Linked DNA regions of Homo sapiens: region 1 is linked to region 2. Evidence: chromatin loops called from intact Hi-C (ENCODE). Cell type or tissue: heart right ventricle. All regions are shown on one strand. Each heading gives the region's core, and the rest is flanking DNA. Links, peaks and the distances in the headings are about the cores only. Region 1 overlaps COG5 (component of oligomeric golgi complex 5). Region 2 holds the start of LOC124901721 (a long non-coding RNA gene).

Evidence for each region. Hi-C counts contacts between places; a loop is a spot of excess contacts. Peaks named below come from ENCODE experiments on the same cell type or tissue, not always from the same donor. Only the 100,000 strongest peaks of a DNase experiment are listed, where the experiment ranks them.
Region 1: a loop joins it to region 2, with 2.1 times the contacts of the local background. A loop is called at or near these places in 18 of 110 quality-filtered maps.

Annotation. Positions count from the first base shown.
Region 1 is chr7:107,277,303-107,293,672 of GRCh38, forward strand. COG5 (component of oligomeric golgi complex 5) reads right to left here. Exons shown (of 22, transcript NM_006348.5): 13 at 6,269-6,430; 14 at 3,998-4,097. Among named protein-coding and RNA genes, the nearest start is that of HBP1, 120 kb to the left of the region's middle. In heart right ventricle, for the core only: no CTCF peak of the experiment used is centred there; no DNase peak of the experiment used is centred there; H3K27ac peaks cover 7,634 bases.
Region 2 is chr7:107,212,630-107,228,999 of GRCh38, forward strand. All of the region lies in intron 19 of COG5 (component of oligomeric golgi complex 5), which reads right to left. LOC124901721 (a long non-coding RNA gene) reads left to right here and starts at 9,433. Exons shown (of 3, transcript XR_007060472.1): 1 at 9,433-9,521; 2 at 13,708-13,816. In heart right ventricle, for the core only: no CTCF peak of the experiment used is centred there; DNase peaks (open chromatin) are centred at 8,024 and 8,422; H3K27ac peaks cover 7,151 bases.

The DNA of each region.
Region 1 (16,370 bases), core at 3,416-11,415, 63 kb after region 2:
TGGGAGAGAATACAGTCGTGGGTTCTTAGTTTCTGTTTCTGGTTAGGCCAGTAAAGCCCCTTACTCATTATACGTTTCTGCTTAGCACTAGAGATAGAAACTAAAAACCATGGCTTCAGGCTGCTAAAAGCCTAAAAAAAACAAGAGAACAACAACAGTGAAAAATAAGGCGAGTTGGACAAGCTTGTTTTACAGTCTGGTCTGGATTTGAATGCTAGTGCCAACACCTGCTCCCAGGCATTCTAATTTTAGTAGTCTATATTACTCATGCTATTAACTGTTCTCAGCTTCAATTTCTACATTTTGTAGTGGTGGACAGTAATACTTTCATTTCATAGGATTGTTGTGAAATAAATGAAATAATATATATAAATGGCTTGGCACAATTCCTGATTCACTATAAAGGTTAATGATGGTAGTTATTTTTGTGGCCCAACCTCACTCTTAAAAATAAATTCTCTGGTATCGCTTTGGATTCAGAAGGACTGAAGGATTTATCCTTACAGAGATTTAGGTTTGTATAACACATACCTTTGGTGATTAGTAACAGAAAAGCCTTAGGGAAAAAAATACGTAATCATAAAAATAATTTCAGATGTATTATTATAAGTATATAACGCACTCTATATGTAATTTAATGTTATAATCTACTATACCCCAGAATATTAAAAATCAGCTTGAAAAAACCTTTTATAAGCCTTTCTCCTGATATGAATAAAATCTATAACTAAGTATACTAAAACGTTTCAGTAGCCAAGAGACTTCTATAACCAATCTTTAGGGAAATACATTTCAGATTATGAAAAGCTGTTCGATGTACATTTCAGGTTGTATTTGCAAGTCACTCTTTCTGAAAACATGCTTATCTTTAAAATTCTAGCTTTCCTTTATCTCACTGCTTGAGCATTCTATTAATGATCTGATTTCCCTTCCTTCCTTCCCTTCCTTCCTTTCTTCCTTCGTTTCTGTTCTTTTCTTTTTTATTATACTTTAAGTTCTGAGATACATGTGCAGAACGTGCAGATTTGTTACATAGGTATACACGTGCCATGGTGGTTTGCTGCACCCATCAACCTCTCATCTACATTAGGTATTTCTCCTAATGCTGTCCCTCCCCTACCTCCCACCCGCCAACAGGCCCCGGTGTGTGATGTTCCCCTCTCTGTGTCCACGTGTTCTCATTGGTCAACTCCCACTTATGGGTGAGAATATGCAGTGTTTGGTTTTCTGTTCCTGTGTTTGTTTGCTGAGAATGATGGTTTTCAGCTTCATCCATGTCCCTGCAAAGGACATGAACTCATCTTTTTTTATGGCTGCAGAAATAACGTCACACATCTACAACCATCTGATCTTTCACAAACCTGACAAAAACAAGCAATGGGGAAAGGATTCCCTATATAATAAATGGTGTTGGGAAAACTGGCTAACCATATGCAGAAAACTGAAACTAGACCCCTTCCTTACCCCTTATACAAAAATTAACTCAAGATGGATTAAAGACTTAAATGTAAGACCTAAAACCATAAAAACCCTAGAAGAAAACCTAGGCAATACCATTCAGGACACAGGCATGGGCAAAGACTTCATGACTAAAACACCAAAAGCAATGGCAACAAAAGCCAAAATTGACAAATGGGATCTAATTAAACTAAAGAGCTTCTGCATAGCCAAAGAAACTATCATCGGAGTGCACAGGCAACCTACAGAATGGGAGAAAAGTTTTGCAATCTATCCATCTGACAAAGGGATAATATCCAGAACCTACAAAGAACTTAAACAAATTTACAAGAGAAAAACAAACAACCCCATCAAAAAGTGGGCAAAGGGTCTGAACAGACACTTCTCAAAAGAAGACATATATGTGGCCAACAAACATATGAAAAAAAGCTAATCATCACTGGTCATTAGAGAAATGCAGATCAAAACCACAATGAGATACCATCTCATGCCAGTCAGAATGGCGATCATTAAAAAGTCAGGAAACAACAGATTCTGTCATTTCTTAATCTTGTGGACTGGAAGCTTAAATTTTTCATCTTTGAAAAGAATCTCCTACTCATTGATTTAGTTTTCATACCAAATCTCAAGTCAATACTTCCATTTATAGGCAGAGTAGTTATCCAATTCAAAAATCTGTTTCAAGTCTTTCTTCCACTAAAGACTTACAATTTGGCTATTTTCCTCTAAATGTTTTCAGTCAAATTATTCTAAAAAAATAGGAATATTTGTAAAGATTAAAGAACAAAACAGGTATAATTTTAGCACATTGAGGGGTAGAAGAGTGTTATTAAATGCCAAGAAACAAACATTAACAGCAAGTTGTTACTTAAGACATTAGTCAATAATATATTTTTAAAAATAAGGCATATGATGTTTTTTATAATCTTATTTAATGCTTAAGCTTCCCTTATACACTAAAATGAAAGTTGAAAAATAAAACTATTTTTAATAAAAAAAGATATAATCCAATTAAAAACCAAAAAATGACAATGATTTTCTGTTAGCCTTCAACACTGCAGGTACATTAGATAGGCCTAAGTAATTTACAGCCACTGACAATTTGATCAACAGTATCAACTCAGTGAAATGTTTGCAGATATTTTGATTTCGTCTAAGCCTTTTGCCATTACTATGTTAACTGAAGTACATATTACCATTACCACTGTCCCTCCCTACTCTCAATGCAAGGTATTTTCTATATACATGCTGGATCTTTCTTACAGTGTTATCTTCAGATCTTAGCATTGTCAGTAATTACACTATACTCTACTAGATATAACACTGAATTTTATTTATAGCAATAACCATGTTTTTGAAGCAGTGAACATTATAAAAAAGATTTAAACAAAGATTGAGAGAAAAATTAGTAATCTAAATTCATAGTAATTTCCTACAAAGAGCTTCTATATCTCTGTATGGTTAGTTTTCAATAAAGTTCTTAAAAAGATGCTTCTAAGATGATTTTGTCAAGACTACAAGATCAATTGAATGAAAATAGTACCATATTTGCAAACAAAATCTGGCCATCCATGGGAACTAAAAGAAGGAAGCCTCGTAACATGACTGTTACCTCCAAGGATCATTTTATGTAAATCCTTCAGTATGTCACCAACTTACCCTAAAAATTATCACAGAACAAACTGAAACAACTTGGATATAGATAAAAGTAGATTATTTTGTTTATTATGGTATTTCAACCGGGAATGGTTAGAGAGGATAAACTGAAAACGTAGTTAGCTAACATTCTAAAGATAGTGGAGACAATCAGATTTTGACACACTGTCTAAAATTAGTATATCAATAATGGTAAAAAAAAAATATTGAAGTCTCATTTTGTTTGGATTTCAATTAGCATACATATATACTAGTGAAATATGTGTGCTTAACTTTCAAACATTAATGTATAGAATTAAGATTATGATTCAATTATGTACTTATTATTTTAAATGCATGCATATAGCTATTTCAAATAGAATAATTTTAGGGTTAAATTCCCAGGTTCTAGGGTTGGAATCTTTAAAAAGTAAATAAACATTTTTCTACTAAAATTTTACGTACTTTACTTCCTCCAACAGTTTTCTAACAGTTCAAGTCAATTTCATACTAGGTGACCATGCATGAATGATATATGGAGTTAGTGGTCACACAAAAGGGAAAACTTGATTGATCATGCATAATTATAATTTATGTAAATTACTAAAATATTTAAATATTTAAAAATATATAATTAGGCCATTAATTGGCACATGCGTTAAAAAAGGAAACCTTATAAAACTTGCTTGTCTTCTGAAAGTGTATTGACAATGTGTAGGAGGGCCATTTTTTTGTTAACAAATTTTTTTTCTGGTTTAAATTCATCAGGAAGTTACAAACTTTCACTACAGTAAAAATGGAAGTAAGTAAATAGTCAATTCAATATTTATGATTAGTCAAGTATTATATAGTTAGTAATTTTAAATAAAATCATTAAAGTTTACAGATAAAGGAAACCACTTACAAGCTGCTCTGATTTTACACTGTATAACTGGATGGTCTTTGCCACATTTTTTGACACAGCTAATGTGAGGTTTGTATCAACAGCAGCAACATTTAGTTCACTGGAGAAAATGAAAACAGTTTTTAAATATTAGCAACATCATTCATCAACAAAGTAAAGAGCAAGATAAAAACTCAAACCCAATAAGCAATGTGGTTATTCTTTTTATAGATTTCACTGCTTCCAAGAACTGGTTGCATTGTTTCATTTTACCCCCTAATTTCAGCACTTGGAAAAAGTACCTGGAGATGGCTTCCTTAATGACCAGTTTCTCATTAACAAAAGCATGTCATATGTGGGTTCAGTCTGTGATTAAAGGAGTAAATTGTGTACAGATTTTTAAAGTAGCACTCTTGCTAATACTGATAAAGTGCAAGCAGAGGCATTGCATATCACAGACATCTGCAAGGAAATGACAGCTCTTGAATGGAAATGATGACCTTAAAGGGACATAGGCTAAAAATATAAATTACACATGATATATAAAGATACTCAGCTTCTGTAGAAATTATGCCAATTCATGCTAGTTTCAATAGAGTAGCTTTTTAAATAATATAAAAGCATAACAGGACTATAATTACAAATTTTTAAAATTCGGATTCTTAAAGTATATTTTTGTCATGCTTCAACTTTAACATTGGATTAATTGGGGTATTTGATCTGACTGCCAAAAAAAAAAAAAAAAGTATTTTACGAAGACCATGGAAAGAACACTAGAAATTAAAAATAATATAGAAACCCATATACAGATGGAAAGCAAGAAAATTATTGTCCCTAAAGTAGTAGAGTAAATCTTACCAGATTCTCTTTTTAAAGAAGTTGAAAGTTTGAAACAATACTAGAGCATACTATGTGTAACAAAAATGCACTTTCATACAGTATTGAGACATAATTTTGTTAATGTTCACTTTTAAATTTTATTAAACACTAGCATAAGCATGATTCTTCCAGTTGTAGATTATATTTGATTATAGCATTGTCAAGTTGCACAGAGGAATGGGAGAGATTCCTCTTTAACATTTACATAAACAGGTCAAAGAGATCAAGTTACTAAGACCTATAGTCAGAAGGAAAGTCAAGGCAATTGTGGAGAGATTTAGGACCAAGATGCTGGGCAATCTAGACAATTTGTAGGTACGTTTGCAGCAAAAGATATGCTTATGTATATTATTATACATGTGGCTTTTTATTTTTATTTTTTGAGACAGGGTTTCGCTCTGTCAGCCAGGCTGGAGTGCAGTGGCGTGATGTCGGCTCACTGCAGCCTTCGCCTCCCGGATTCAAGCGATTCTGATGCCTCAGCCTCCCGAGTAGCTGGGGTTACAAGCGTGCACCACCAGGCCCAGCTAATTTTTGTATTTTTAGTAGAGATGGCGTTTCACCAGGATGGTCTGGAACTCCTGACCTCAGGTGATCCACCCACCTCCGCCTCCCAAAGTGCTGGGATTACAGGCGTGAGCCACCATGCCTGGCCACCTGTGGCTTTTTAGTCTTACTCTTCCACGCCTCAGAATCACCATCTTCAAATCTTTAAAAGAATTTAGACCTCAGTCTCATACTATTTTTTATTCCTTAAAACGTCCATCTCAAATGTACAGATCTACTATTATGACAACTTGTTAGTCATGACAGAAACTGAGATAATTTCAACTGCAAATTGGTCTGGATAACTTTTAAATAAGTGTCTAAAGCCAACAGTATATAATTACATTGTCTGCAGGCATTCAGGTGGCACCTCTGCTAGGATATCTTCCCTTTTTAGTCTTAAAAGCTGTCACATTCACTTAAAAAGCTTAAAATAGCGAACACAAGCTAATCAAAGTTATATTCCTATTTCTGCCATGAAGCACGTTCTGGAGTTTAGGATAAAAAAAAGTTAACCTGTATGTTTTAGTTTCTCAATTTATAAAATCGTTTATTATATTTGATTTCTTGTGTAACGTAAGAAATTTACTATGATACAAAGAGCTAGGTTTACTTTGCATCCTTGGCAAGATATAGAATAATTATAATAGACTGTTTTTAGACTATATTTAAGGTATTTAAATTATTTATTAATTGGAATCTCAAGTACTTACTATGTGTGCACTCATTTACTATAAAATTCTTAATTTAATTGTGGGCCTAATTACTTGAATAATTTGAAAATAAATTAAAAAGGTACTGCTATCATATATCACTAACAAATATGGCAGTCATCTTATGGCAAGCCACTATATAAAAAATACATACCTTGCTATAGTTTTAATAATACCATCAAGTTCATCAGAGGAAGGAGGATTACGACCACCCGGGGGAAAAACCAAGTTGATAGGATCGAAGAGTCGAGATAAGGATTTTGATAGATAAGCAGCCTCATAGGGTTGTAGTGAGTCTTTCAAAGCCTTTTCTGGACTGTGGAAACAAAATTTTTTAAAAACTAACTTAAATTGCACAGAGCTAAATGCTATTGTATCAGGCTGTAAATACCTTTTTAAAAAATGCACCTCCCATAAAAATGTAACTCTATATTAAGAAAAAGAAAATAATTTGTTTCACAACGTACATATTTACCAATATATTTCATAATTAAACATTCAGGACCATAGTAACCTTTTTTTTTTTGAGACGTAGTCTCACTCTGTTGTCCTGGCTGGAGTGCAACGGCGCAATCTTGGCTCACTGCAACCTCTACCTCCTGGGTTCAAGCGATTCTCCTGCCTCAGCCTCCCAAGTAGCTGGGATTACAGCTGCCCGCCACCATGCCCAGCTAATTGTTGTATTTTTAGTAGAGACAGGGTTTTGCCATGTTGGCCAGGATGGTCTCAAACTCCTGACTCCAGTGATCCACCCGCTTCGGCCTCACAAAGTGCTGGGATTACACGTGTGAGCAACCGTGCCCGGCCTATATTAACATTTTAATCTCTACGTAAGTCCCCACTATAAATGCACAATAATATGCACCAATACCTACTGTATTATCTGTTTCCTTAAACTAAAAGAATAACAGTAAAATCCTATTAATGCTAATGGGGGCTATGCCTTTACTTGTAAATCATACCTATAGAGTTATCGAAGCATATGGAAGAAAGACCAGCCTGCAGAGACCTGCTCCATTAGCTTGGCCCTTTCCATCCATAGCTGCCTCCCCAGTAAAGCTCACTGACTGAGAGGGAAGTGTACAGACTTAGGTTTTTACATTTTCCATTTTTGTGTTACTAACAAGAGTGAGACAAAATAAAAAGTATTTATGGAAGTCCTAAAATCACGTAAATACTCCCAAGTGGAGTTCTATGCTACTTTGTTTTATAATATTCTTCACAACATCAAATGTAACCTGAGAAACATTTCTTTCCTGCTTGCACTTCCCATATCTTTAATAATTCATGCTGATTTTCATTTAGCAGTCAAACTATTTGATCTTACATTTTTCTTTCGACAATTACTATCAAATGTCTATAACCATTATTTTCATGTTTCCTTACTCCTATAATTAATTGTCTTCTCACATCATCCCTGTTTACAATCCTTCCACCAGCTTTTGCATTGTCTTTTTTCTTTTATAAACAACAAATTTTCCTTCATCTAAAAAGTTAACCTTTAAAACATCTAACCTGCTCCTTCATGTATATGAAACTTGGCTTTCTCTTTTTCTCACCCTTCTGGTCCACTGATATGACCTAGAGATCAGAATGCTCTTGGCTCCAACATCATAATTCCATAGTTATCTCTTAATGTTTTCTCATTCAGTAAGTATTTCACTCAACACATATTTACTGAGAATACTACGCACCAGGCACTTTGTAAAGTGCTGGGAAGATAGAGATTAAGAGTGCTTTACAGTCTTGTGAAGAAATTGGCAGGTAAAATGCTAATTATAATAATTTCTGTAATAGATGAAGATACCAAGACCATGATGGAAGCATGAAAGAACTTAGTATCTAAATGTGTCTGAAGCAATCCTCTGTTGAAGTCCGAGCCATCTATTTAAATGTCACTATTTTTACTCATGACATCTACTGACCTCAGAAGCCTCTTCCCACTTCTGCAGAAATTTTGGCACTGAATTATAAGAACTAACACTTTCCCGTTCTCCAAATCTACCGTTAAAGATCCTTGGTAACTACAATGTCAAACATCTTTTCTAAAATATGTCCTATATTAAAAGTCTACATTTATAATAACCTTTTTTGGCTTTACTAGGGGGCTTCCAAATTTGAGTCATCACTTTGAACTGCTCCACCTCTAAGATCTTCAAGCTTAAAGGAAACTGTCTACATGCCCCACCTTCTATCTCTACTTTTCCTTCCACAAATATTAAGTCACTACAATATTTGCCAAGTATTTCCTAGGTGCAGAAATATAGTAGAGAACTTGCTTTAAAAAAAAAATTCCCGGCCGGACCTGGTGGCATGGTGGCATGTGCCTGTAATCCCAGCTACTCAGGAGACTGAGAGAGAATTGCTTGAACCCAGGAGGAAAGGGTGCAGTGAGCCAAGATCATGCCACTGCACTCCAGCCTGGGCGACACAGCAAGACTCTGTCAAGAAAAAAAAAAAAAAATTCCCTGTCTTCTTAAAGCTTACACAGTAACAGGAGAGATATACACAAAAATAAAAATTTAAAATAAGTTAAATATGGAATATGATAATGATAAGTGCTAAGAGAAAAATAAAGCAAGGAAGATAGAGAATAATGCTTAAGTCTTTTTTCCTTTTCCATCCGATTTTAGATAGGATGAGGCAAAGGAAGGCTTACTGAGGGGCCCTGAAGGAAAAGAGGGAGCTAATTGTGTAGATTTTCAGGGAAATTGCTTTCCATGAGGAAAGAACAGCAAGTACAAAGGCCCTGAGGAGAGACCATACCTGGCTGTGTTGGCCAGAGGTGCAGATCAAGTAACAGGAGGGTAGTACAAGATAATATCAGAGAAAACAGATGGACGTCATGTTAGGCTTTGCATATCTATAAGGGTGGTATATTTTACTCTAAAGAACTTGTTCTTTGACCTTATTGTAATTTATGCTACATGACCCCTTCTTGCTTCCAGCCTCCATCAGCCCACCATGTCTATAGTCATCCTTTTTCCATAGCCATCATTTCAAGGTGCTCTCATTAGCACCCTGATTTTTCCAATTCACCTTCCTTTCAAAGTTCTAAGAAAATGTTATTGAGATGTTCTCTGTATCTGCTGCTAAGCTGGCCAAGTACTTCAGAGAAAAAATGATTTCTACTGGACATTTATACAAACTTCTTTAAAATCAAGAGACCTGAAGGTCAAAGTAATAACCTAAAATTCTACTTGTGCAACTCTTCAATCTTTATAGATGACTTTTGTCTTGGTTTTACCCTAAGAGAAAACCACTGGCCGTGACCTTTCTCAACGTGGCACTTCTCTTGTTTTTTTCCCTCTTACAACTTCATCTATTCTCTGTGACTTTCTTATTATTTCAATGAAAGAGGTAACCTCACTCCTTTTTTTAAAATAAAAAATTCCCAGAATAATTTAATCTATCTCTTCTTATCCCATTCTCTTCTTACACAGATCTGATCGCTATACATGTATCACAGCATCACTCTATATATGTATAAATATTATGTGTCAGTTAAAAAAATAAAGGAAAAAGATATGTCAGCATAAAAAATATAAAGACATATCTCTAAGTAAAAAGGTTTTATTGGGGAATAACATACGAGAAGCAGGATTGCTATCTTGGACCTACAGACAGAACAGGGTGGCCTCTGGTATGTTTGGAAAACAAAAGAAAGGCTGGAGTTTATTGGGGGAAGAGGAGGTTATGCAAGTTGTTTTCAAAGACAGTTTACTGGCACTGGCAGCATCTTATATAAGAGCTGGTGAGTTCTGATTGGTGAGTGTCAGTAAATTGCAAAGTAGGACTTGCAATTTTAGTGTTATGGTTAGGCCCTTGCAGTTTGGATTGGGCTTGTGAGATAGTGTGTCAGGCAAATGTTCTTGTTTAAGTGGCTAGCTGTCCCTGTGTGACTTGTGTAGTAAGCTGCAGTTGAGAAAAATTTCTTGTGATAGTTCTTGTTATCAGGCAAATCATGTGTGACAGCTCTCCCTTCATAACCGTCCCCCAGCTCTATTTTGCCAGGCTTTGACACAAGTGACTCCATGTCGAATCTGACAACTTTCATATATATAATTTACATAGCATACCACCACTTGAATTCAATCACTGAAAGTATACAATTTGATGAATTTTGTATATTCAGAGATCTGTGCTATCATCACCACAGTCAATTTTAGAACATTTTATCACCTCAAAAAGAAATCTTGTATCTTTAACTACAACACTCCACCTTCCTCACTCCATCCCCAGGCCCAATCGATCACTAATCTACTTTGTGTTTCTATAGATTTTGCTATTCTGGATTTGCATATGAATGGGATAATATACTGTGTGTATCTGTGTATGTGTGTGTTTTACTGTCTTCTTTCACTTAGTATAATGTTTTCAAGGTTCATCCATGTTGCAGCATGTACAGTACTTCATTTCTTTTTATGGCTAATATTGTATATATTTTAATTGTAATATTTCATTGTATGAATATAGCACATTTTGTTTACCCATTTGTCTGTTGACAGACATTTGGTTGTTTCCATCTTTTGGCTATCAGGAATAATGCTGCTACAAACATTTGCATACAAATGTCTACGTGAACATATGTTTTTATTTCCCTTGGGTATACATCTGGAGCGAAACTGCTGGGTCATATGGTAACTATGTTTAATAGTTTGAAGAGGCCGCACATAGTGGCTCATGCCTGTAATCCCAACACTTTGGGAGGCTGAGGCAGGAGGATCCCTTGAGCCCAGAAGTTCAAGACCAGCCTGTGCAACAAAGTTAAACCTCGCCGCTACAAAAAATAAAATAATTAGTCAGGCATGGGAGTGCACGCCTGTAATCCCAGCTACTCAAAGGCTGAGGTGGAGGACTGCTTGAGCCGGAGAGTTAGAGGATGCAGTGAGCTGTGATTGCACCACTGCACTCTAGCCTGGGCTACAGAACGAGACCCAGTTTCAAGAAAAAAAGTTTGAAGAACTGCCAAACCCTTTTCCAAGGCCCTGTACCAGTTTAGATTTCCACCAGCAACATATGAGGATAGTAATTTCTCAACATCCTTGACAACACTTGCTACTATTTGTCTTTTTGTTTATAGACATCCTAGGGGGCGTGACATAGTGGTTCTGATTTGTATTGTGGTTCTGATTTGTATTTTCCTGATCATCTTTTTCATGTGCTTATTGGTCATCTATGTTTTCTGGAGATGTCTGCTCAGATCCCTTGTCCACTTTTTAGTTGGGTAATTTGTCTTTTTATTGTTGAATTGAAAAGAGTTCTTTATATATTCTGAAACAAGTCAATTGCCAGATCTATGAGTCAGAAATATTTTCACCCATTCCTAATGGTAATCCTTTGAAGCAGCAAAGTTTCTAATTTTCAGAAAGTCCAAAATATCATTTAAATATAATTTTGTCTTTTGTTGATTGTGATTTTGCTGTCATGTCTAAGAATTATTTACCAAATCCTAATGCATGAAGATTTGCCCCTATGTTTTCTAACAGAGATATATATATATATATATATATATATATATATATATATATATATATATATATATATTTAAAAATTTATCTATATTTTTAATTTTTACATTGATTGATTGATTGAGATGGGGTTTCCCTATCTTGTCCAGGCTGGACTCAAACTCCTGGACTCAAGTGATTTTCTCACCTCAGCTTCCCAAAGTGCTGGGAATTACAGGCATGAGACATGAGACACTGTGCCCAGCCTTGTTTTATATTTTTAATCTAATATTTAAATCTTTGATCCATTTTGAGTTAATTTTTGTATATGATGTGAAGGGCACCACTTCATTATTTTGCATGTCACTATCAGCTGTCCCAGCACCATTTGTCTAAAAGATAATTCTTTCTCGATTGAAAGAATGGTCTTTACACTTTTTGAAGACAACTCACCATAGATTTACAGGTTTCCTTCTATACTCTCAGTTTTATGTCTATCCTTGTGCCAGGCAGTACTATACCATAGGGATTAAAATTGCTTTGTAGTGACTTGTGAGCCCTCCTACACTCTTTTTCTTCTTCTTCTTCTTCAATATTGTTTTAACTATTCTGGGTCCCTTGAAATTCCTTATGAATTTTAGAAGCACTTGTTACTTTTTACAAAGAACTCAGCTGAGATTCTGATAGTGATAGTTACTGTACTGAATCGATATATATCAATTTGGGGGGCATTACCATCTTAACAAGGTCAAGTCTTGCAATTCATGAAGATGAGATGCTTTTCTACTTATTTAGATATTTCTTTGAACAATATTTTACAGTTTTATGAGTATAAATTTGCACTCCTTTTGTTAAAGTTATTCCTAAATATTTTATCTTTGTGGTGTTGTTATACATATTACATCTGTTAATGTTAATAAACCCAACAATGAATTGTTATAATTACTATTTTACTATCTGTCATCATTTCCTAGAAAATTTCAGCTTTGTTCCTACCTACCTCCTGTGCCAAACTTGCTATGCCAAAGATAAAAGTTAAGCTTGGAAATTGAGTTATGCAAAAAAACTGCCTTTCCTTTGTTCCCAAACAGCTGCAAGATGGAAGGCCACATCTCTCTCCAGGTGGCCTCCCTCACCCTGATCCTGTAAATTAACAGCTTATCTTCACATATAGGTACAATGACAATATTAGAAATAATTCTACTGCCCACTATGAGACAAATGCAGATTTGATGAACATGAAACAAATGCATAACTGACTGTTCCTGTACCCTCTTCTTTCACATGTAACATGTGGATTCAGTGAGTGCTAATCAAAGCCTCACAAGAATGTGACCACTTATCTCACTACCTACCCTCCCCACTTTTTTTCTTTTCCCCTTCCCTTCCTGCCCACTCTTTCCCCTTTAAATCTTGAAGTCCTCAAAACCCTCTTTGGAAAAAATCCAGGTCTCAGATCCTTCAGTGACTAGAGTCTCTTCTTCCCAGGCACATCCTTAACCTGTGCAAAATAAACCTCTAAATTAATAGAGACCTGTCTCAGACACTTTTTGTTTTATACAGTCGATACATATTATTTTATATAATTGCTTTTTAGGTCAGTTAAGAGAAGAAGAAAATGTGTGTTTATATTGTCTTTTATAATTTCATAATTACCTTTACTTTGTGGGGATTCGAATTATCTGGGGTCACTCGCTTTCAGCCTGTAGAACTTTCTTTAGTATTTCTTGTAAGCTGGAATGCTAGCAACAAATTCTCTTTTTTAAATCAAGGAAAGTATTTTGCCTTCATTTTTGAAAGGACAGCTTTACTGGACATGGGATTCTTGGCTCATTTTTTTTCCTTTGAGCAATCTGAGCCCACTACCTTTTGGCATCCTTTGTTTCTGCTGAGAAGTCAGCTGTTAATGTTATTGGGACTCCCTTGTAAGTGAAGTATAGTTGTATTTGGGAAGGGGGCGTGGGGAGTGGGTAAAGACAGGGTCTCACTATGTTGCCCAGGCTAGTCTTGAACTCCTGGCCTCAAGCGATCCTCCTGCCTTGGCCTCCTAAAGTGCTATGATTACAGGCGTCAGCCACCGCACCCAGCCGATTGTATAGTTTTTCCCTTGCTGTTTTCAGGGTTTTGTCCCTGACTTTTGACATTTTTACCACGATGTATCTGTTTGTGGGTCTTTTTGCATTAATCTTACTTGGAGTTTGTTGAGCTTCCTGGATGGATAGGCTATTGTATTTCAAAAAACTGGGAAGGTTTCATTCACTATTTCTTCAAGTTTTTTTCTCCATTACATCTCTCCTCTCCTTGTGGTATTCCTATAACATAGATGTTGGTATTCTTAATGGTATCCCACATTTATTTGAGGCTCTGTTTATTTTCTTCATTCTTTTCTTTCTGTTTTTTTGACTTGTGTAATCTCTATCACCCTAGCTTCAAGTTGGTGAATTCTTTTCTCTGCCAGGTCAAAGCTATTCACAGAACTAAAGGAAGGCATGAGCCACCACAACCAGCCAAAACTGGGCATTTTAGATACATTGTTGCAACTCTGGGTACTGGTCCCCGCAGCTCTAAGGCTTGTTATTGTTGTTTGCTTTTTATCTGTTTAGTGATTGGCTGGATTATTTTAATGAAGTCTATCTCTCTCCCACAGTCTTAAATCTCTGATGTTCCTCAGCTAGACACAGCTTTGGGTATGCTAATAGTCACCTTGAGATGGCAGTGCTAATGGCAGGATTATCTTCCTCATTTTTTTTCTGACCACACCCAGATACTAAACTCCATTAACTGACTGCTCTACATTTTCAACAATGCCTTGAGGCAAAAACTCCTCTACAAAGGAATCTACAAAGGAGCTAATTGTAGCTCCTTTGATAGAACCTTTCTGAGGTCATGTTTGATATCTGCTCTGATTCCAGGAGGGGCTCCTCCCAGCTGTCTTATTCTCCGGATCTCTCCTTGGAGCTAGCTTACCTTCAGCTATCTTCACTAGAACTACAAGTCTCCTCCCATTGCCTTTCACCACACTGCCAGGGTTTTTTTGAGAATACCCTTAGGTTTAAACTTCTCCAGGTTCAGTTGCAAATGAAGTCACTTACTTGGGGAAGAGAATAGAGGCTGTTTTTCTCTTTTTTCCTTTTCCTTTCCCCTTCCTCCTCTCCTTTCTTTGCCTTTCTTTTTCTATTTCCTTCTTTTAGAAAGGGTGTTGCTCTGTCACCTAAGCTGGAGTATAGTGGTGTGATCCCCATTCACTGCTGCCTTGACTTCCCAGGCCCAAGTGATCCTCCCACCTCAGCCTCCCAAGTAGCTGGGACTACAGGTGTGGACTACCAAGCCCAGTTAACTTTTTTATTTTTTGTAGAGACGGGGTCTGTTTTGCTCAGGCTGGTCTCAAACTCCTGGGCTCAAGCCATCTGCCTGCCTTGGTCTCCCAAACTGCTGACCGACTGCCATGTCTGACCCAGGACCTGTTTTATTGCCTGCCTCTACCCAAGTAAAAATCTTTATGCCAGGGCTCTGGACCTGAGGGTGGAGAAAATGGCAAGCTTCTTTCTGACTGACACCTTGTAGAAGACCAGGTCTCACTAATGTAGGCCTCCATAACAACTTTTAGAACTGACTGAGTGGTTAAGCTAAATATTAAAAGCTGAAAGAGCCCATGTCCTTATACAAAGGTTGAGATATAACAAAAGCCTACCAAGAGTTTTCCTTAGGCCTTTCCTGGGCCTTAAAGCATGACAAGATAACGAAGGAATTCTTAACAGGACCCGTTTAGGATTTAAAAAGTTTTACTCAGGATCTGAAGAAACTCTCCAGGCCTCCACAAACAAGTTTATAGGTAGTCTAAAGAACTCCCCAAACCTCCATGATTTAGTAGGAGAGAAGATAAGAGTAATCACCCCAGCACCTGGGGCCCATTTAGATGAAGTAATTTACTGAGGCTCCAGAGGAAGGTCTTCAAGACTCAGAACTTATAGATTAAAATAAGCTAATCACTTATGTCTTTAGATAAATGCACACTTACATGTAGACATACAGCTTAGAAGGTATATGAGCTCTGGAAAACTTTGTAATTTTGAGTTGGTGTGGCAATATTTTCTGGGCCTTATCCCTGCAACTGGTTACAGAAATAAAAAACTCTCCTCCTCTCCAGTTCTGCATCTTGTTATTGGGCAGCAAGAAATAGCAGCCCAACCCTCAGTTTGGTCTGGGAACAACCTCATTCTAGGAAGTGAGCACTTGGTGGAAGGCAATTGCATGAGGTCCTTTCAGTTTATATTTCCCAGCAAAGAATCACTATTTCAAAAGCCCAGGCAAAGGTAATTAGGGCCCCAGTACTTTGAGCCTGCCATACTCAAGGACCCATTCATTGCGTGGGAATTGGGCACAATATGGGAGCTCCCTACTCCTGACCTCGCTTACCTGAAAGTTAGCCTCAGCAGCTTTCTGCTGAGGTCATTATTAGAAATGTTGAGGCCCTGCTCTTCCCAGGAAGAGAGCCTTCCAGCTGAGAGCTAGGAGGGAGCCCTGTGTTCTTGGCTACTGCAGTCTAGAGAACGATCTCCACTTCACTAAGCTAAGGCGGGTAAGACGGGAACAATCTTGACTCAAATACCACAGGCTCCAGTTTTTCTGACCACATTTTCCTAGACTTTCTTGAATAGATGTTTCTTCATTTTGCTGTTTGCTCTTAGGACCATTTCTGGACTCCAACTTAAATGAACTCATTCTTTGGGGCTCCACACTGCTTTTAGTTGTCCTCCTATCTCACCACTTTTTCTGTCTTTGTCTCCTTTGTAGGCTGCCATTCCA
Region 2 (16,370 bases), core at 4,651-12,650:
CTTTATAGAGGGTGAAGTCAGCAAGATGGTAGAAGAAGAACTTCCCGGCTTCATTGCCCACCCACAGAAAATCCAACTAACAATTATCCACAGACAAGAACATCTTTGTGAAGACACTAAAACTTGGGAATGAGAATGAAAACACCTACATGGAACACAGAACCATATAAAAACTGCATTAGAAGAGTAAGAGGCATGGTTTCACCTTGACCATATCACTCCTCCCACTCCTCCAAGTCAGCACAGAGCCACAGGGGGGATTCTCCTAAGCCCACGTTTTCTACAGAGGAAAAGAGAACTGAAAGTAGAGATCTAGCTTCCCTAGCATTCTGAGTTGCTTTGAAGGAAGCCCATGACTGTCTTGCCTCAAAGGGAATACTGGAGTAACTGCAGGGCAAGATCCCCTGGTGTCAAACAAATCAAGAAGGTGGAGTTTGCAGTGACTGGTGTGCAGATCTGGGTGGTAGCTCTGTGTTGCTGCCAGCAGCGGCACCTGATCAGAGAGATCAGCTAATGATCTACCCTACCTACAAAGCTGAGTCGGCTGCTCCCAGAAGCTGAACAAGAAGTTCAACCTGGCTTGAGTCCCTAGAAAACTAGCCTCTATGCCCAGCCTCAGAGCCCACCCCAAGGCCCTACCCAGGAAAAGAGATGCCCACCACAGTGCATTTTTTGAAGAGAACAGTGGCTAGACTTGCCCAAACCCTGAAATCCAAACAGCAGCGCCAAACAGTGGCTCCACCTAGTGTCAGAGCCCATCCCATGGTCCAGCCCAGGCAAGGACTATGGAGCATAACCTCTGGACTTGTCTAGAACAGTGATCCATCTAAACCTAGAGCCCAGCCTGCCGACCTACCCAACTGCATAACCCAAATAGCAATACTCCCCAACAGGGAAATACACTTTGTGACGCTGCCAGATATTAGAAGCAATCACAGTTCCCAGCCAGCAGCTCCGCCTGATTGCAGTGGCCAGCCAGTAGTCTTGCTGGAAGGTGAAGCTCAGCCAGCAGCCGCATCCAAACTCAGAGCAAAGGCAGAGACCCAGCCAACTAGAGAAACTGACAGCAAGCTCTGCCTCCCTGGGGTTGATATCAGCTGGCTCATCCAGAATCACAGGCTAAAGTAAATAATGAAGTTAAATCTATGCTAAAGAACACCTCTAAAGGATGGAAGAGGTGGCTGTCTCCTCAAATGCACAGACATCAATACAAGGACATGAAGATTATGAAGAACTAGCGGAATAGTGACACCACCAAAAGAAATTAATAAAGCTCTAATAATGGACCCTAAAGAGACGGTCATCTATGGAATGACCAACAAAAAATACACAACAATCCTCTTAAGGAAGTTCAGGAAACTACAAGAATATAAAAATAAAAAGTTAAATGAAATCTGGAACACAATATATGAACAAAATGAGAAATCTGACAGAAAAACAGAAACTATAACAAAAACCAAATAGAAATCCTGGAAATGGAGACAACAACAACTGAACTGAAAAATTAAATAGCAAGTTTTAACTGTAGACTTGTACTAAAAATTCAACCCAAAGAGGAGTTCACCAAGACACATAATAAACTGTCAAAAATAAAAGACAAAAAAATTGAGAGCAGCAAGAAATAAGAAACTTGTTACATACAAAGAACTTGCAATATGGCTACTAGAGGATTCTCAGCAAAAACCCTGCAGGGCAGCATAAAATGAGATGATATATTTAAAGTGCTGCCAACCAAAAAAGCTATCCTTCAGAAATGAGAAAGAAATAAAAACTTTCCCAAGCAACAGCTAATGGAGTTCATCAGCAGTAGGCCTGCCTATTGAAATTGCTAAATGGAGTTCTCTAAGCTGATATAAAAGGCTGCTAATTTAATAAAATATATGAAAACACAAAAATCAATGCTATAAATAATATAGAGTCATACTCAGAAAAACCTAGAAGTGTAATAGTGGTCTGTAAAATAATTTTATCTCTAATACAAGGTTAAAAACTATTAAAATTAGAGCTCAAGGCCAGGCACAGTGACTCATGCCTATAATCCCAGTACTTTCAAAGGCTGAGGTGGGCGGATCACTTTGGGCCAGAAGTTCCAGACCAGCCTGGTCAACATGGCAAAACCCTGTCTTTACCAAAAGTACAAAAATTAGCCAGGCATGGTGGTGTACACCTGTGGTCCCAGCTACTTAGGAGGCTGAATCATGAGAATCGCTTGAACGGGGAGGTGGTGGTTGTAGTGAGCCAAGATGGCACCAATGCACCCCAGCCTGGGTGATAGAGCGAGACTCTGTCTCAAAAAAAAAAAAAAGAAAAAAGAAAACAAAAGTATAGCCCAAATTAGGGATACAAATTACAAAATGATGTATATTTTGACATCAAAATATTAAAATGTGTAGGGAAGGGGAATAAAAATGTAGAGTTGTTGTATGTTATCAAAATTCAGTGTTATCAGCTTGAAATACCCTGTTATGAGTATATGGTTTTTGGAAGCCTCATGGTAAGTACAAAACAACAATCTAGAGTAGAGGCACAAAACATACATAGAAAGAATTCAAAGCATACCACTACAGAAAACAATCAGACCACAAAGGAGGACAGCAAGAGAGGAACAAGGAAACAAAGCATCCACAAAACAATCAGAGAACAAACTACAAACTAGTATTATTGAGTCCTTACCTATCAATAATTATTTTAAGAGCAATAAAATCTCCATTTGTAAAAGAAAAAATGGCTGAATGTATAAAAAATAAGACCCAGCTGGCTGGGTGTGGTGGCTCACGCCTGTAATCCCAGCACTTTGGGAGGCCGTGGTGGGTGGATCACAAGGTCAGGAGATCGAGACCATGCTGTGAATGGGGAAACCCCATCTCTACTAAAAATACAAAAAATTAGCTGGGTGTGGTGGCGGGCACCTGTAGTCCCAGCTACTCGGGAGGCTGAGGCAGGAGAATGGCGTGAACCCGGGAGGCAGAGTTTGCAGTGAGCCAAGATTGTACCACAGCACTTACAGCCTGGGTGACAGAGTGAGACTCCGTCTCAAACAAACAAACAAACAAACAAACCCAGCTATGTGCTGCCTACAAAAGAGTCAACTCACTTCTTTTTTTTTTTTGAGACGGAGTCTTGCTTTGTAGCCCAGGCTGGAATGCCTTGGTTCACTGCAAGCTCTGCCTCCTGGGTTCACGCCATTCCCCTGCCTCAGCCTACGGAGTAGCTGGGACTAGAGGCGCCTGCCACCACACCTGGCTAATTTTTTATATTTTTAGTAGAGATGGGGTTTCACCGTGTTAGCCAGGATGGTCTCGATCTCCTGACCTTGTGATCCACCCACCTCGGCCTCCCAAAGTGCTGGGATTACAGGCATGAGCCACTGCGCCTGGCCCGAGACTCAACTCATTTCTAAGGACACAAAGAATAAAAGTGAAAGTATGAAGAAAGATATTCCATGCAAATGGAAACTGAGAGAGGCAGGACTAGCTATCCCTTTATCAGACAAAATAGACTTAAGCTCAAAGCAATAAAAAAAGGCAAAGAAAGTCATCATGATAAAGGTGTCAATTCATCAAGAGGATATAACAACTGTAAATATATCTGTACCCAACATCAGAGCACCTAAATATGTAAAGCAAATATTAAATAATTTAAAGACAGAAATAACTTACAATGCAGTAATTGTAGGGGACTTCAATACCTCACTTTCAACAACGGCAGATCATCCAGATAGAAAGTTAATAAGGAAACAATGAACTTGAACTACATTTTAGACCAAATGGACCCAACAGACATATACAGCATATTCTATCCAACAGCAAGGGAACAGACGTCTTCTCAAGTGCACACGTATCTTGCTTCAGGATATGTCATATGTTAGGTCGCAAACCAAGTTTGAACAAATTTAGGAGAAATGAAATCATATCAAGTATCTTTTCTAATCAGAATGGTATGAAACTAGACATCAATAATAGGAAAAATCTTTGAAATGCCACAAATATGTGGAAATTAAACAACATGCCCCTCAACAACCAATGGGTCAAAGGAGAAAACAAAAGAGAAATCAAAAAACATCTTGGAACAAATGAAAATGGAAATGCAATATACCAAAACGTATGGGATACAGCAAAAGCAGTTCTAAGAAGGAAATTTATAGCAACAAATACTTAAATAAAAATAAACATCTCAAATAAAGAACCTACTCAAGAAACTACAAGAGAAGAACAAATTTAAGCCCAAAGTTAGCAGAAGGAAAACAATTCAAAGATCAGAGCAGAAATAAATACAGACTAGAAAACCAGGGGAAAAAATCAACAAAACAAAGAGTTTTTTGAAAAGTTAAACAAGATTGACAAACCCTTAACTAGACTAAAAAAGAAAAAGAGAAGACTTAAATCAAATTGGAAATGAAAGAGAAGATATTACAACTGGTACCACTGAAATACAAAGGATAATGAGCGATTACTATGACAAATCATATGGCCACAAATCCAGTAAACTAGAAAAAAATGGATAAAATTCCTAGACACATATAATCTACTAACACTGAATCAAGAAGAAATAGAAAACAGAAATAGAACAAACAGAGAATCTGAGCAGACCAATAATGAGTAAAGAGATTGGATCCATAATAAAAAGTCTCCAATCAAAGAAAAGCCCAGGACCTGATGGCTCCACAGGTGAATTCTATAAAAGGTTTAAAGAAGAGCTAATACCAATCCTTCTCAAACTTGTCCAAAAAAATCAAAAAGGAAGGAATACTTCCAAGCTAGTTTTAGGAGGCCCTGATACTAAAGCCACAAAATGACATAGAAGAAACTTACAGGGCAATATCCTTGATGAACATAGATATGAAGATACAAAATCCTCAACAAACTACTAACAAATCCAATTCTACGGCACATTAAGAGGATTATTCACAATGATCAAATGAGATTTCTCCCTGGGAGAAATGCAAGGATGTGTCAACATATATACATCAATAAATGTGATGCATCGTATCAGCAGAACAAAAGACAAAAACCATATGATCATTTTATTAGATGCGGAAAAAGCATTTGACAAAATTCAACACCCTTTTATAATAAAAACTCTCAACAAATTAACGGCCACATACGATAAGCCTACAGCTAACATTATACTCAATGGTGAAAAGTTGAAAGCTTTTCCTCTAAGATCAGGAACAAGACAAAGATGTCCACTGTCAGCAAGCACTTTTATTCATAATCCTACTGGAGGTCTTTGTCAGAGCAATTAGGCAAGAGAAAGAAAGAAAAGGCACTCAAATAGAAAAGAAAGACATGAAATATTACCTGCTTGCATATGACATTATCTTACATATCCAAAACCAAAAAGATACCACCAAAAGACAGAACTAATAAAGGAATAAGGTCCCAGGATACAAAATTAAGACAAATCTAATCAATAACAATGAATGATCTGAAAAGGAAATCAAGAAAATACCTACATATAATAGCTACAAGAATGTAAAATACTTAGGAATAAATGTACTTAGGAATAAATTTAACCATGGAAGTGAAAGATTTGTACACTAAAAACCGTAAAACATTGATGAAATAAATTGACAAAAAAATAAATGGAAAGCTATTCTGTGTTCACGGACTTGAAGAATTAATATTGTTAAAATGTCCATACTATCCAAACCAATCTTCAGATTCAATGCAATCCCTATGAAAATTCCAATGTCTTTTTCCCCAGAAATAGAAAACATAATCCTAAAATTCATATGGAACCATAAAAATCCCTGATTAGCTAAGGCAATCATAAGTAAAAATAACAAAGCTGGAGGTATCACTACCTAATTTTAAACTATATTACAGAGCTATATAGTAATTAGAATAGCATGGTACTGGCATATAAATAGAAACACTAAGAAATAGAACAGAACATAGAGCCCATAAATGAACCCACACATTTACAGTCAATTGATTTTCAACAAAGGTGCCAAGAAAACACAATGGGAAAAGGACAGCCTCTCCAATAAAGGGTGTTGGGACAACTGGATATCCATCTAAAGAAGAATAATTTGGACCCTTAGGTCATACCATATAAAAAATCAATTCAAAAACGGATAAAAGTCAAGGTGTGGTCTTGAAAGGACTTGAAACTGTAAAAAAAACTAGAAGAAAGAAAACATAGGGGGAAACTTCCATGACACTGGTCTGGGAGGTAACTTTTTGGATTTGATCCCAAAAGCTGAGACAATAAAAGAAAAAATAGACAAATGGGATTACATTAAAGTAAAAAGCTTCTGCACAGCAAAAGAAATAATGAGAATAAAAAGACAACTAATAGATTAGAAGAAAGCCATACATCTGATAAGAAGCTAACATTCAAAATCTATACGGAACACAAAAATGGCAAGAAAACTACCCAATTTAAAAATGTGCAAAAAACCTGAATAGATGTTTCTCAAAAAAAGTCATATAAATGACCAACAGATATATGAAAAAATGCTCAACATCACTAATCATAAGGAAAATGCAAATTAAAACCACAATGAGATATCACCTCATGCCTGTCAGAATGACTATTATTTAAAAAAATGAAAGATTGTGGTGAGAGTGTGGGGGAAAAGGGAACCCTTGTACACTGTTGGTGGGAATGTAAATTAATACAACCATTTTGGAAAACTGTATGGCAGTTCCTCAAAAAACTAAAAATAGAATTACAATATGACTTAGCAACCCCACTTGAGTACATATCCTAAAGACTTGAAATTGGCATGTTGAACAGATAGCGCACTTCATGCTCAATGCAGCATTATTTACGATAGCCAAGTTATGGAATCAATCTAAGTGTCTATCAATGGATGAGTAGATAAAGAAAATATGACATATATACAAAATAGAGTACTATTCAGCCTTCAAAAAGAAGCAAATCCTGTCATTCGACAACACGGATGAGCCTGGAGGACATTACGTTAAGCTAAATAAACCAGACACAGAAACACAAATACCACATGGTCTCACTTATTTGTGGGATCTTAAACAATAGAACTCATAGAGGCAGAGAACAGAATGGTAGTTACCAGAGGCTAAGGGGGGAGGAAATGGGGAGGTTTTAGTTAAAGGGTACAAAGTTACAGTTAGACAGGAGGAAGATGGTTTTTGAAATCTATTGCACAACATGACGACTATAGTTGGTAGGAATGCATAGTACATTTCAAAATTGCTAATAGAATAAATTTCAAATGTTCTTATCATTAAAAATGCTAAGTGTTTGAGGTGATGTTTTAGTTTGAATTAATCATCCCACACGGTACACATATAATATCACTTTGTACCCCATAAGTGTATACAATAAACAAATATATGTTAACTCATTTATTCTTCTAAAAATCCTATGAGTTAGGTACTATTACATCCCCATTTTACAGATGGGTAAACAGAGGCATAGAGAAATCCAGTAAAAGCTAGAAGTGGCAAAGCAAGGATTCAAACCCAGACAGCCTGGCTCTTAATTCTGCAATGCAGCCTCTTTTAGAATATCAGCTGTAGCAACTACTCATCCTATTTCTAGAACAGCTATGCTGATTCACAGAATCAGTATATACAGAAACAAAGACCTCTAGAGAAAGCACAATTTTGAACTGTCAACAACTTGTACAGAAAAACCTATCTGAGAAAACTAATGTGTACAGGATCATCATTTGAAGGTCACACAATTATCACCTCTCTGGGTACTCCAAATTCTATCTTTGGGTCAAAATGGACCTCTAGTCACTTAGCTACTTGAAGCATATAATCACAATCTCTTTCGGAATTATTTTCACATGGTGTGACCTTAAGTTCCTCTGGGGTAATGGGTGGTGTTGTCTTAAAGGCCTCTGGAAACTGACTCTGGGTTGGAATGATGACGAGGCTATGCCTCAGCTCTGCTCTCCATAGACTGGTTACTATTTGTCCCCAACAGAAAAAGCTAAAATATCTTGCAGCCCTATGGTCCCTGGATGCTGAGCAACTGACATTCCCAGACAGCTCCCTAAACTCCAAATCCAGCCCATGATTCTAACCTGCTCATTGTGACGAGGCTGCTCTCGTGTTTGAGCTATTGCAGGGAAAAAGTGTAATAAGAAGTCCCTCCACCGGGTCACAAGTTCATATTGTAGGTCTGGTGTGCCCAGGCCCTGAAAGGGGACTTTGAGGGATGCAAAGGATAGCGGGACTCATGCCTTCTTTTTTTTTTTTTTTTTTTTTTGAGGCAGTCTCGCTTTGTCGCCCAGGCTGGAATGCAGTGGTGCAATCTTGGCTCACTGCAACCTCTGCCTCCCAGGTTCAAGCGATTCTCCTGCCTCAGCTTCCCAAGTAGCTGATGACAGGCGCCTGCCATCACACCCAGCTAATTTTTGTATTTTTAGTAGAGATGGGGGTTTCACGATGTTGGTCAGGCTGGTCTCAAATTCCTGACCTCAAGTGATCTGTGTGCCTTGGCCTCCCAAAGTGCTGGAATTACAGGCATGAGCCACTGCACCTGGCTTCATGCCCTCACTTCTGTCCTGCTGTCCCTGGTTGTCGTGTTCAGCAGTACATTGGTCCTGTGAGTTTTCCCTTTCTCCATTAGAGCCCATTCTTTGCTCATGCCATGTGATAGAGTAGGGTTCATCTTGAACCCTAGTTTACGATGTGAGAAGACCCCAGGGGTGGGGGTGGGGTTCAGCCCTATATGACAGTCCTTGATTGTTAACGAACAGCAGCCATATGGAATCCTATACTACCTCTACAACAGGAAGGTGATCAAGAATTTTGGTCCTCCCATCTCTTAGTACTTCCCGTATGAAGCTCTCTGTATAAAAGTCCTTATAAGTACTTTAGAATTAAGTGCCAAGAAATGCTTAACTTTCTTGGCCAGGTGTGGTGGCTCACACCTGTAATCCCAGCACTTTGGGAGGCCGAGGCAGGCAGATCATGAGGTCAGGAGATTGAGACCATCCTGGCTAACATGGTGAAATCCCATCTTTACTAAAAATACAAAAAAATTAGCCGGGCATGGTAGCGTGTGCCTGTAGTCCCAGCCACTCGGGAGGCTGAGGCAGGAGAATGGCGTGAACCTGGGAGGCAGAGCTTGCAGTGAGCCGGGATCATGCCACTGCACTCCAGCCTGGGTGACAGAGTGAGACTCCGTCTCAAAAAAAAAAAAAAAAAGAGATGCTTAACTTTCTCTTAGGAATTGATACATTTTCTTCCTTCTGATAATGAGAATCAGATAGCTGATTCTGTTTCTCTCTTATCTTTGGCTTCATGAAGTTTAAAGCCAAGTTTGAAACTTATCTATAGCAATTTAAGTTAGTTTTATGGTTCGAATATTTACATTTTTCTTTTTTTCTTCCAATATATTCTTGACGCAAACTGTAAATGATACAAGGAAGGAAAGAAGGGCAGAAGGGGAAGGACAAGGACGGAGACAGACGAGGAGAGGGAAACAACCTGAACAGTACATGCGCATAACAGCATGTCTAGCAGCCCAGCCCACACAGAGGTTTCTGGCTGAGATGCCTGTCTAAGCCAGGCCTGGTAAGAACCAGCTCATTTTAAAATGGAATCTTCTGGGTAATCACCTGTCCCCCCCTTTTTTTTTTTTGAGATGGAGTCTCGCTCTGTCGCCCAGGCTGGAGTGCAATGGCATTATCTCGGCTCACTGCAACCTCTGCCTCCTGGGCTCAAGTGATTCTCCTGCCTCAGCCTTCTGAGGTGGCTTACAGGATTACAGGGGCGCATGGCACTATGCCCAGCTAATTTTTGTATTTTTAGTAGAGACAGGATTTCACTATGCTGGCCAGGCTGGTCTCAAACTCCTAACCTCGTGATCCGCCCACCTCGGCCTTCCAAAGTGCTGGGATTACAGGCGTGAGCCACCACGCCCAGCCTCACCTGTCCCTTTTAACAGGACTGTCAAAAAATCCATGAAAAGCAAAACTAGATTTGACTCTGTATTGTGCATCACTGTCATAATTACCTGTAAACATCAAACAGACATTTTGTTTTGGGTGCTTGTTTTAAGAAGCTGAAAGAACATAGCTTGAGCACTCCCTTCTCCCTGATTCCAGGTGGAATTTTAAACACTAGCAAGTTAAAAAATAAATAACCATCTAAAGTGCTTTATGAAACAAAAAGAAATAAGGTGTTATAAAATGCAGATACACCAAATGCCACAATATCATTCTTAGAGCATAATATTCTAAATATAGCAGCACTTTCAAGGGTGAACTTTACAGGCAGAAGGTAGTGTCAATTTGTCAACTATTAGGTCTCATTAAAAAAAAACTGCATTTCTACTCAGCAAGATTCACATTTAAACGATTCATAGCTATGCAGCTGTCAGTCTTCTGACAGCTTGTTAAGGCCAATCATGAAGTAAAGTAAGGCAAAAATCCTGCTGCTCCTGTGTCCACATCTAACATCAGTGGTATCCTGAGACAGATATAGGCATCATTCTCTTCCATGCCACTTGCCATCACCCCATCTTGACCTCCTCTTGCTGAAGGGCCTGGGAAGGCAGCAAGACCACTAAGTATGCGTACTGAGGTCTGGAAGCAGCACAGAAATGAAAGAGTGGGAGAAGGAACATGATTCCCTTTGTGGGGCAGGGCACAGGTGGCCATGCTCTCTGCACAGGACACAATGAGGGCCTCTGAGAGAGAAGAGAAAGTGTTGGAGGCCTGTAGAAGGTGAGCATTTCTATGGAGATTCTTTAGGGAGGCCTAGTTTGTGGCACGAGGGGCCATGTGGGTCCCAGGAGAGAATGAAGCAGGAGGCTGATTTGGGTTCAAAGTAGAGAGGTTAAAAATGTCCCTGTCTCAGTCTAGATTGTCTATACCAGCAGACCAGGTAGGAAAGGAGGCAGGGATTTGGGCTGACATTCTCTAAGAATAAAAGCATACATTTGGCTGAGTGTTCCTTGTGTACTGTCTGGGAGCCTGAATGCAACAGAAGACAGTGAGATGAGGCATTTCAGCAGCAGGAGGTGGCCACTAAAGTGGGGAGTTTAGATTCTCTTTAAAATTTTCTGATTTTCCTGGATGATACACGTAAGCATTCAAATCCTGTTCCGGGACCATTCAGATAGAAAACAAACAGAAACTTCTGGAATAAGATGTGGGGTATGGTGGTTACAAGCACAGGCTTTGGAATCAGGCAGCCTGGGTCTAAAATGTGACTCCCAGATTCTCCCACTTTGCTGCTGTGGGTTTTAATTGCCTCATGGGGATCATACCTAACTTTTAAGTGCTGTGAGGGCTAAATGAGGAAGTATCAGTAAAACACTCAGCACAGGCTTGGTATAAAATAAATAACCAAATAATAGTTGTCAGAAATTATAAAAATGATGATAAACTAAATATTCAACTCTTCATGTTTACCTGGGTGCGCTTAGCACTGCCAAAGTTGTAGCAAAGAGCAACAAAACAACTAAGTCCAAGATGGTGGTTGCCTTCTGGCTGTAACACTGAAATCTGAAACTTAGAATTAAGAATCCCGAAACCTCAGAGAAACCGTTATTTCAAGGGATGGGTTAAGGGCTCCAGATCCACAAGCGGAAAGAAAAGACAGAATGCATCTGGAGGGTCTTAGTGTTAAAGGTGCTAAAAATGGAAGCTGCAGAGACGGCCTTCTTTCAGTTCTATAAACATTCAGGCACAGAGGTTTGGAATTTCAATCAACAGAGGATCATAAATACAAACTGTAGACCTAGAAAACCCTCATTACTCCTATAATTAAAAACAATTGACAGGAACACTACATTCTAGTTATTGACAGTTTTCTTCTTCCACTGCTCCTCATGCTAAAAGATCCATCAGAACACAGCCCCTATCTCCTGACAGCTTTCACTGCCCTTTCATTAAGCCTAGCTGGAAATGAGCTTCCAGCCGAGAAGACTGTGGACATCATCAGGGACAAGCTGTCCCTTCAGGAGCAAAGGTGGTGAGGCCTGCCTGAAGGCAGGGTCTGTGCCCCTGAGCTGGTGAAGAGCATTTGCTCCCTTTTCTGCCCTTTGCCTCACAAAGATCTATACTGACAATGTCAAGGGTCACAGCTTTGTGGCCTCTGGCCAGGAGAAGCTGAGGTAACAACCTCACAAACACTACTTAGGGAATAATGCCATGCTGCAGAGAGGTGGACAAAGACGGGGTCTCTATAGCTCTGACACGTGGGTCTTGTGTAGAAATACAAATCACCCAGGGGCAAATCACTAATGTCAAAAGCTTTCAGAGGCAGCATTCTCTACTGAGTATGAAAAGATTCCCGCTGCCTGAGAAACTATAATGTAGACAGTAAAATGTAAATATATGCAAGAAGCTTGCTGGCTTACATAAATAGTCCACTAATATCACCATCAAGAAGAAAGTGCCCCCTGGCAGATGGCTGCATGATGGGGGAAGGGAGCACCTACTAAGGCCTGTGTGTGTGTATGTATGAGGGCGTGTGCATGTGTGTACATGCTGGGTGTGGTCTGGACTCAAACTCCAGCTGGCACTGTCATCTTCCATTATGAAGGGACCCCTGAACTGAGCCCATTGCCCTCCCCTGCAGCCACTGCCCCTAATTGGAACTGAGGCCCTCTGTGGCTATTGCAACCTACTGGCTTTTGGCTGTTTGGCTGCCTGTTTTTCTTGTCAACTCACGCCTGCTCTTTATTGGGTAATGTTTTAGTACATTTTTTTATTACTTTTTAGCTCCATGGTTATTTTCAAATGGGAAAAACAATGCAAGAGAGATTTAAAAATAGTATTTGACTTTTCTGACTATAAAAATAAAATAAGGCAGAAAATTTAAAAAAAATAAAAACCCTAAAAAAAACCCCAAGTGACAATCTTAGTCAAAGATATTTTCATGTTTTTCCTTTTTGTCTTTTATTCTCCATTCAAACAAATACTTTTATTCATTTATTTTATATTTTGGGACAGGGTCTCACTCTGTCACCCAGGCTGGAGTGCAATGACCCAATCACAGCTCACTGCATCCTTGACCTCCCTGAGCTCAGGTCCTCCCACCTTAGCCTACCGAGTAGCTGGGACCACAGATGTGCACCACCATGCCTGGCTAATTTTTCTATCTTTTGTAAAGACAGAGTTTTGCCATGTTGCTGAGGCTAGTAGATGCTATTATTTTAAAAATAGTAGAGGTCGGCTGGGCATGGTGGCTCTTGCCTGTAATCCCAACACTTTGGGAGGCCGAGGCAGGCAGATCACCTGAGGTCAGGAGTTTGAGACCAGCCTGGCCAACGTGGTGAAACCCCGTCTCTACTAAAAATACAAAAATTTGCCGGGCATGGTGGCAGGGGCCTGTAATCCCAGCTATTCGGGAGGCTGATGCAGGAGAATCGCTTGAATCTGGGAAGCGGAGGTTGCAGTGAACCATGATCATGCCATTGCACTCCAACCTGGGGGACAAAAGCGAGACATCATCACACACACACAAAAAAACAATAAAAAAAATAGTAGAGGTCATACCATATACTGCTTAGTCACCTGTTTTACCTAGTGATGCACTAGGGAGTATTTTTCATTTTACCAGATATTAACTAATAATATTACTGTTAATGTCTGCATATATTTGATCCTATGAATTTAGCATATTTTATTCAGGCAATCTCCTACTGACTACCATTCAACTGGTTTTGGTTTGATTGAGAGTCTTTGGTGAGGAGACCCATGAACAAGTGCCAAGGTCTAACTTGGATGATGCCTATTCTTTGTCACAGCCCACAGCACAGATGGAAGAAGTGCACATATTAATAAGAGTAAGCTTTTCACTGCAACTGCTCAGGACTCATTTTAAAGAAGAGACAGATCTCTAACAAGATTTTGCAGGTAGGTAAAACAGAGGGCCTATAATTAGGTTATTAGAATAAAGATGGCTCTGTACTGATTTACTCCTCTCTAGGAAGGAATTTGGTAGGACCCGCCACATGGGTAAGCTTTCTCAAGTCAATTCTCTTTACATGACAACTGCAAAGAAGCTGGCAGGGCCAGGGCTTTCCCAACAATGGTGCGGGGCAGAGGCCGCAGCACATGCTCACATCTCTCTTCTTCTCATCTGATAGGACTGAAAACATTCTTTGTAGACCAGGGCTGGATTTGAACCCCTTAATATATTATACTTCTGTTTTATTTCTTGATCCAGTTAATCCTAATCCTACGCTTTTTATAAAATAGTTGTATCAGTCCCATCAAACAACTGAGAAAGCACTAGGATTAATTCAGTAGATTTCTGTAGATTCAATATAAATATAGAAATATAATGGTATATAGAAAAATACCTCTGTTGGAATTTTTCAATTAACTCAAGCTATGAAGGATACTCCATAGGCAAGAAACAATTATTCTTATGTGCCTGAGGCCTTGGGAGCTAAGACGTCATCTGCAGGAGGAACCTCAGAGATACCAGAATCCCAAGAGAAAAGGGTATAAATCTTCACAGTTTGTGGAAAGGAAAAAACTTGGCTCCCTGTCACTAGAGCAACTAAAGTTCAAGAGTTAAGGGCCTCGTGAGAAATCTGAGAAATGGCTGGATGCAGGCCATGAGTGGGTCATTAAACTAATTTAGTGGGTTAAAATAATCAAATGAAATAGAAATGTTAGAGGTTATCACATGAAGTAAGGGTACTTACTATTTCATGAACCATACATATGGGTGTCCATGTATATGTATATAGATTTGAGTGTGTTCATGTGTTTGCATACAAGTATATGCCAAATATCAATAGAAAGTATCTTTTACTGTGGGTCATGGTCAAAAGTTTGAAAACTGTTACGCCATAAGAAGCTAGATATAAAAAAAAAAGTAGAACTATTAAAATTATACATTGATCAAGCGATTCTTGATTCTATAAATAGGTATTAGAAGGTGTCACCCAAACTTTAAATGTTCCTTTAGAGATTCTTTCTCTCATGTGAGAATTGGAAAGGGTTGGCAGAAAATTTCCATCTTAAATGGCTTAAAATAGATGTCTTAAGTGAAACTTATCCTCAGACCTTGTATCTCCATACTATGACACAACTTTAAGAGTGCTTACATGAAGGTCATCCTGCCTCAGCAAACAGGAAACTTAGCACTATTTTTTTTTGGGGCGGGGGGTGTGGGTGGTGGGCGGTAAAGGGTCTCAGTCTGTCACCAAGGCTGCAGTGCAGTGGCACAATCTCGACTCACTGTAACCTCCAGCTCCCGGGTTAAAGTGATTCTCCCACCTCAGCCTTCCAAGTAGCTGGGACTACAGATGTGTGCTGCCATGCCTGGCTAATTTTTGTACTTTTTGGTAGAGATGGGGTTTCACCATGTTGGCCAGGCTGAATTAGCATTATTTTATACATGCACGTGCAATAATGCAATAAACAACTAAACATGGGACTGGGGCTATAAAAAATAATAGCCTAGGCCAGGTGTGGTGGCTTACACCTGCCATACTTGTAATCCCAGCAGTCTGGGGGGCTGAGGCGGGCAGATAGCTTGAGCTCAGAAATTCAAGACCAGGCTGGGCAACATGGTGAAACTTTGTTTCTACAAAAAAATATAAAAATTAGCTGGGCATGGTGGCACACACCTGTAGTCCCAGTTACTCAGGAGGCTGAGGCGGGAGGATCACTTGGGCATGCAAGGTGGAGGTTGCAGTAAGCTGAGATGGAGATCGCACCACTGCACTCTAACCTGGGTGACAGAGTGACACCCGGTCTCAAAAAAAAAAAAAAAAAAAGCCAAATCTTCCTATAGCAATGCTAAATCACAGCTTTTCTCATACCTTTTTCAATAACTAGATGGTTAATATCCTCCAGTATGTTAACTGACTCAGCCAGCCAGGGCAACATTTTATTACCCAGCTAGGATTGCTGTGTTACCATCTTACTCAAGAGTAAATGACTGTACAGGGGTTTTAGTAAAGTAACTTTTATGGTACAAACAGATGACCAATGGATTGGCAACCTCAGGACCTCATCATCCTTCAACTCGCCCATGTTTGGTAGTGCAGAACTCTATAGCTTCAACAAAATACTTAAACAGTTTTAAAAAGATTTGAGCTGATACAAAGAAGGTATCTGAAAGCATTTGTGATCTCACTTTAAGTTTTCCTAAAACTCATCTCTGTACAGATGGGCAGTGATCTTTCATTTGAGAAAAAATAAAATCCAGACTCTTGTGTTGCCATTAAAAAAAAAAAAAGGCCTGTGCTAATTACAAACAGGCGAGGTAAAATATACGGATTCCCTCTCAATCAACAATATTGGATTCTTATATTTCTTATATTCCACCAGAAGTTTCTACTACCAAAGCTTGATGACAGAAGAGAGCAAAGCGATCATTTAAAGGACATACTGCTTATTGATCCTCTAGTTTCCAGTACTGAGTTGGTTTTTAGAAAGCTGCATACCT